Regions from separate parts of the Homo sapiens genome. Here region 2 is linked to region 1. A link is a loop called in an ENCODE intact Hi-C map of the cell type or tissue named here. Cell type or tissue: right lobe of liver. All regions are shown on one strand. Links, peaks and the distances in the headings refer to the core of each region. The heading gives the core; the rest is flanking DNA. Region 1 has its middle 36 kb from the start of LINC02247. Region 2 has its middle 11 kb from the start of RNU6ATAC.

Region 1 (2,893 bases), core at 139-2,638:
TGGGGCAGGGTCTGTCCCTAGCAGGGGCTGGTTCTAGGCTCCGAGCAAGCAGGCAGTGGGAGGCGGGTGGGAATGTGTGTGATGGGAATGGCCCCCAGCGCCCTCACCAGCACGGAGGGCAGAGACCAGGGCTGCTTTTTTTTTGTTTTGTTTTGTTTTGTTTTGTTTTGTTTGAGACGGAGTTTCGCTCTTGTCTCCCAGGCTGGAGTGCAGTGGCACAATCTCAGCTCGCTGCAACCTCTGCCTCCCGGGTTCAAGCGATTCTCAGCCTCCCAAGCAGCTGGGATGACAAGCGCCCGCCACCACGCCCGGCTGATTTTTTTTGTATTTTTAGCAGAGACAGGTTCCCACCATGTCAGTCAGGCTGGACTCGAACTTCTGGCATCAGGTGACCCGCCCATCTCACCCTCCCAAAGCGCTGGGATTACAGGCGTGAGCCACCGTGCCCGGTCGAGGCTGAGGTTTCTTAACCTCGAAGTATCGCTGGGGGTCACAGGACAGACCCCTGCTTATCCTCCCAGCACTCCAGAAACTTCTTCCAGGTGTGGGCTTCCTGTCAACCGTGGCTGATCAGCATCACTCAAAGGAAGGGCCCCATGCCCCGGGTCTGTCCCCACGGCTGGCAGTTACTCATCTCTGTCTCTGCAGCCACCCTGGGCAGGCCCCGGATGGGCAGACCCTGGCACAGCGGTTTCAGCAGTTTCTGCCTCTGTTGATTGGGACCCTGGGAAGAGGGTGAAGCAGAAAGTATGGAAAATACCAGGAAGAGGATAGACCGAGTCTCAGTCCCAAAGCCCAGGACGAGCCCAGACGGCCAAGAAGTGATGGCCTTCGCTCTTGGGGGTGTTCAAGGTGTGTTTCCTGTGTTTAATGGAAGTTCTGTCCTGCTCTGTGTCTGTGTGATAGGCGCGGCGCTCAGTGGGGTCTTTGCTGGGCCTGGCGGAGCTGTTGCCCGCTGCCTGGGCCTGCCAGTGTGTAAGACCGGCCCCGAGGGCTGCCCCGCCTCGCCCACCCCTGCTGGCTGCTGTCCTTGCTCTGTCTTTTCTAGACTTGGAGGCAGAATGGTGCTGTCCTGACCAGCTTGGATTCCAGAATCAGAATGATGGGAATTAAAATCCTGACCCTAACACTTTACTGCACCTGCGCCCCAGGATGGGCGGCTCAGCCTCTCTGAGTGTCAGTTTTTTCATCTGAAAAATGGAGACGCTGACAATTCGAATTTGTCTTGAGACCCGCCTCAGTGGGAGGTAAGCAGTGTGCCCAGGGCCATGCCTGGCGTTAGTGTGCAGGTCAAAGTGAGTGGGGAGCCCCTTCCCTCCTGCTGTTCTCCTTGGGCATCTCCTCAGCAGCTCAGCAGCCCACAGGGTTCCTGGAGCCGAGACTTGGGGCCCTTGGAAACACCCTCATGGTTTTGGCCATTGTGTTCCCAGAAGGGCAGGTGACAGTTTGAGGACAGTAAATAAACTGACAGGAGGGGAGCGAGGTGACCCCTTCACCTTTGGTCCCATCAGCCGGGCCTTATCTCCCCTGTCTCGGGCCTGGCCTCAGTCTGTTTGCCCACATTGGGGCAGATGGACAGTGGGTAAACACAGCCCAGAGGGCTAGCGGGGCAAGGGGCAAGGGGCGGCCCCCACTGGGAGAAGCCAGGGGCAGGGGTGGGGGATGAGGGCCAGGGGCCTGGGCCTGCAGCGAGCACTGGCCAGATGCAGCCAGGGCCAGAGTGGGCACCAGGTCTTGAAGGAGAGGCCCTCCCCAGGGCTGCCCCCTGCCCAGGGACCATGGCCCCCATCCCCCATCCCACAGCAGGAACACCAGGGCCCAGAGACAAGGGCTGGCACCACACGGGCACCCATCAGAAGCAGTGCCAGGGCTGCATGCCAGCTTCCTGCCTGCTCAGTCCTCTAGTATGTGGACAGGGAGCCCCGAGGCATGGGGGCCTGGGGCTTGGGGATCGGGGGGCCAGGGGAGGTGGGGTGCCCTGCTCTCTGCTGCACCCCCAGCCCCATCTCACCCAGAGCACCCAACCCAGGCTGTCGTCCAAACAACTTCAGGGAGAGAACTGGTTCAACTCTTCAGTGTTTTTGCTTTGAATCTTTTCTCCGACAGCCACTGGCCTTCCAGAAACTTCTGAGAAAACCAAGACCTAGGCCAGTCCCTCTGACCACCATAGTGTCAGGGGGCTGGGGGCTCAGGGGCTCACTAGTGGTTCTCACTGAGAGAAACAGATGTGGTTTGTGGTAGAAGGACAAACACAGTGCCCTAGAGGGCAAGCCTCCCCTCGGCCCGGCCATGCCAGGAGCAGCTGGCCCACGGCCCATCCCGCTCTGCCATCTGCCCAGATGGCTGTGGAATGGGCATTGCGAGCCCTAGCAATGGGGCAGCGGGGAGGACGCTTGGACAGCAAAATGGCCAGAGAGTGCACCCCGTGCCCCCTGAGCCGTATTTCCAGAAGGAATCAGAGCTCACAGCCCCTGACACCTGCAGCCCAGACCTGGGCATGGTGCAGCTCGGTCTGGGTGTGGCCACCAAGCACACCCACACTTACCTGTCCAACAGGAGCCCCAGGCAGCCTCAGACCTACCTGGGACCCTGGACCCAGCTCTCATTTCTCTCCCAGTCCCCACCCCAGCAGCACCCCAGTGGGCTCTGCCTCGTTCCCTCACCCCATGATTCCTCCTGCCTCCAAGGGATGACCCAGGTCCTAATGCCATTCATTCATTGTCCTGGGGGAGGAGGGACAATGGTTAACCCAGCACCTGGTACTCGTGGCCACCAAGCTGGTTCCAAGGATCTAGTGGGGAATGAGGGGGGCTGCAGCCTGTGCCCTGCGGCCCACTCTGCTCTAAGTCCACATGGGACCCCATTGCCAGGAAGCCACGGTGTCCGCTCAGCT
Region 2 (2,893 bases), core at 280-2,779, 84 kb after region 1:
GAGGAGGGACACGGGGGGAAGAGGAGAGACACGGGGGGAAGAGGAGAGACACGGGGGAGGAGGAGAGACACGGGGGGAAGAGGAGAGACACGGGGGAGAGGAGGGACACAGGGAGGAGGAGAGACACGGGGGGAAGAGGAGAGACAGGGGGAGAGGAGGGACATGGGGGGAGGGACACGGGGGGAGAGACATGGGAGGAGAGACACAGGGGGAGGAGGAGAGACGGGGAGAGACATGGGGGAGGAGAGACATGGGGGGAGGAGGAGAGACGGGGAGAGACATGGGGGAGGAGAGACATGGGGGGAGGAGGAGAGACGGGGGGAGAGACATGGGGGAGGAGGAAAGACACGGTGGGGAGAGGAGAGACATGGAGGGGAAGGAGAGACATGGGGGAGGAGGAGAGACATGGGAGGAGAGACACGGGGGGAGGAGGAGAGACACAGGAGGGAGAGGAGACACCGGGCAGAGGAGAGACATAGGCAGTAGTGGAGCGACATGGGGGAAGTGGAGGCTTGTGTGAAGATAGAGGTAGAGATGGGAACCATGTGGCCACAAGCTAGGGAACCCCTGGAGCCTCTAGAAGCTGGAAGCAGCAGGCAGAACCCTCCCCTGGAGCCTCTGAGGGGGCCAAGCCCTGAGACACCCCGATTCTTCAGCCCCCAGCACTAGGAGAGAATCATTCTCTGTTGTCGGAAGCCTCCCAGCATGTGCTCATTCGTCACAGCAGCCGCTGGACACCCACAGAGAGAGCTGTCCTTGCTTCCCAGGGACCAAGCGGGACCCAGCCTTAGTTAGCGGGACCTCCGTGTCTGTGTCCCCGACACCGCTGTGTGCCGACCACACTGGATTCAGAGCTCCATGGGGCAGCGCCAGGGCCCTTCCTGCCTTTATTTAGGGTTCGCACTGCACCCCCAGCGTCTAGCCCGAGGCCAGCTGACAGGAGGTGCTTGGTCACCCTGCACTTCTGGAGCATATGCAGGGGTCCCCTCTGCGGCCAGCAACCGCGTGCGGCGCCTGCAGGGAGCGGCGGCCATGAGCAGCCCCAGCTCAGCAGGACCAGAAATAGCAGAGGCTGCCAGGGCCACGGGGCAAGGCCAGGGTCCCTGGGTCAGGGTCCAGGCGCTCTGGGCAGTGTCCTCACTGTTCCCCGGGACGTTGGGGCCAGGGCCTGTGGCCTGAAAGATGACACCCAACCCGACCCTCCCATGATCTTGGGCAAAGTGCTTCCCCTGCCTCCAGGTGGGAGCCGGGACAGAGCTGCCCCCAAGTGGACGCAGCGCCCCTCACAGCAGGAGGGACCAACAGAAGCCCCCACCAGTGACCGCCACACCTCCCTCACCAAGGACAGCTCTGGGAGCACCTCCTGCTCTGTCACCCACTGCGCTGGGTCCTTCAGCCCACCCTGGGCCCCCCCAGCCCCTCAGAACCCGGCACCGTGACAGACCCCGTGTGGGCAGGGGCATCGAGCGTGCACCTCCAGACCCACGCCCCCAGATTTCCAACACAGCGACACTTCCTGCCCCTCTCCAAAGCAGCATCTCCCACAGTGGGGGCCATCAGGGGATGGGGGCAGCTGGGAGGGGCGAGCTGTTTGTAGAGGATCTGGGCTGGCCACCTCCCCAGGGCAAGGCCCAGACAGAGCACCCTCCAGACGGCAGCACCCGGGGGCCCGGGGCAAGACGGATGGGCTGGGTGAGGGCTGCTGGGTGCCTGGAGCGCGTATGTCCCCACCGGGGCAGGCCAGCCCCGCACTCCACCCGGGCAACCACAGGGACTCCCTGGGCCACCGCCTCCATGCTGCCCACCTCTGCCCAAACCACCTCTCAGGGAAGGGAGGAAGCTGGGTCCTGTGGAATCTGACCCCATCACCTTCCTCCTCCCTGGCTCCGCCCCCGCCTGGGCCCCGCCCCCGCCTGGGCCCCGCCCCCGCCTAGCTGTCCTTGGGGAGCGGCTGCTCTTCCCAGCCTCAGGGCCTTTGCAGAGCTGTCTCTTCTTACCAGAGCCCTCTCCTTCCCCTCTTCCCTGGCAAACTCCAACTCGTCCTCCACGCTGTTTCCTCAGGAACGAGCTCTGCCCACCCCTAAATGAGTTTCCCCAGCTCCCAGAACCTGAATGGCTCAAATCCAGAAATCATCTGCTTAGAGCTGGTTCTTCCACCCAACCAGCCCGAAGCTCCAACAGGGCCAGGCCACGTGCCTGTTGGGGACCTCTTCTCACCAGGCCTAGCGCAGGGCAGGACACCCCCGCAGCAACAAGGCCTGCCTCCCGTAAGGATCCCGCCCTACTCAGACCTCTCAGACCAGCAAGCCTGAGCCCCCGCCTGCAGGGCCCCAACAGCTGCCAATGGTCAAGGGTCTCCCTGCGCCAGGTGCTGGCATCCCCCAACAGCCCTACCAAGCAGGCACAGCTTCTCCTGCCATTTACAGAGGAGAAAACAGGGGCAGAGAAGGGAAAGGGTGGCCCTGGGGTCCCCGGCATCTGGACAGCCTGACTGCAGCCCCTCACAGCAGCCCAGCGCCACATCTGACCCCCAGGGACCATCCACTCCTGCCTGGGATGGACCCTGCAGGCAGAGGAGAGACATGAGTTCGCCTCCCACTCCCATCAGCTCACGTCCTGCCCCCAGCTCTCTAAAGGGCAGCGCTTTTCAAAATGTGTGTCTGCGGAGCCCTAGACCAGGGGTGGAGGGTTATGGGTGCCGCTCTGTGGTGGCGGAAGTTTGGGAAGCACTGGGTGGGCAAGGGGCTGCAGATTTCTTCCATGCAGGACTTCTCAGAGTTTTTAGCCACTGTGCATGTGGGCCCCCAGGGAGAGCTGCGAGCAGAATTTCCCAAACATCTGCAGCAATGGGGATGAGGGAGCTGTGGCTCCCAGCAGACATCAGTCACCACTC

What was found. Peaks named below come from ENCODE experiments on the same cell type or tissue, not always from the same donor. Only the 100,000 strongest peaks of a DNase experiment are listed, where the experiment ranks them.
Region 2: a loop joins it to region 1, with 2.2 times the contacts of the local background. A loop is called at or near these places in 5 of 110 quality-filtered maps.

What each region holds. Positions count from the first base shown.
Region 1 is chr9:134,257,999-134,260,891 of GRCh38, reverse strand. No RefSeq gene overlaps it. Among named protein-coding and RNA genes, the nearest start is that of LINC02247, 36 kb to the left of the region's middle. In right lobe of liver, for the core only: no CTCF peak of the experiment used is centred there; DNase peaks (open chromatin) are centred at 1,541, 1,851 and 2,314; H3K27ac peaks cover 2,500 bases.
Region 2 is chr9:134,174,386-134,177,278 of GRCh38, reverse strand. No RefSeq gene overlaps it. Among named protein-coding and RNA genes, the nearest start is that of RNU6ATAC, 11 kb to the right of the region's middle. In right lobe of liver, for the core only: CTCF peaks have their summits at 1,068 and 1,272; DNase peaks (open chromatin) are centred at 1,198 and 1,851; H3K4me3 peaks cover 538 bases.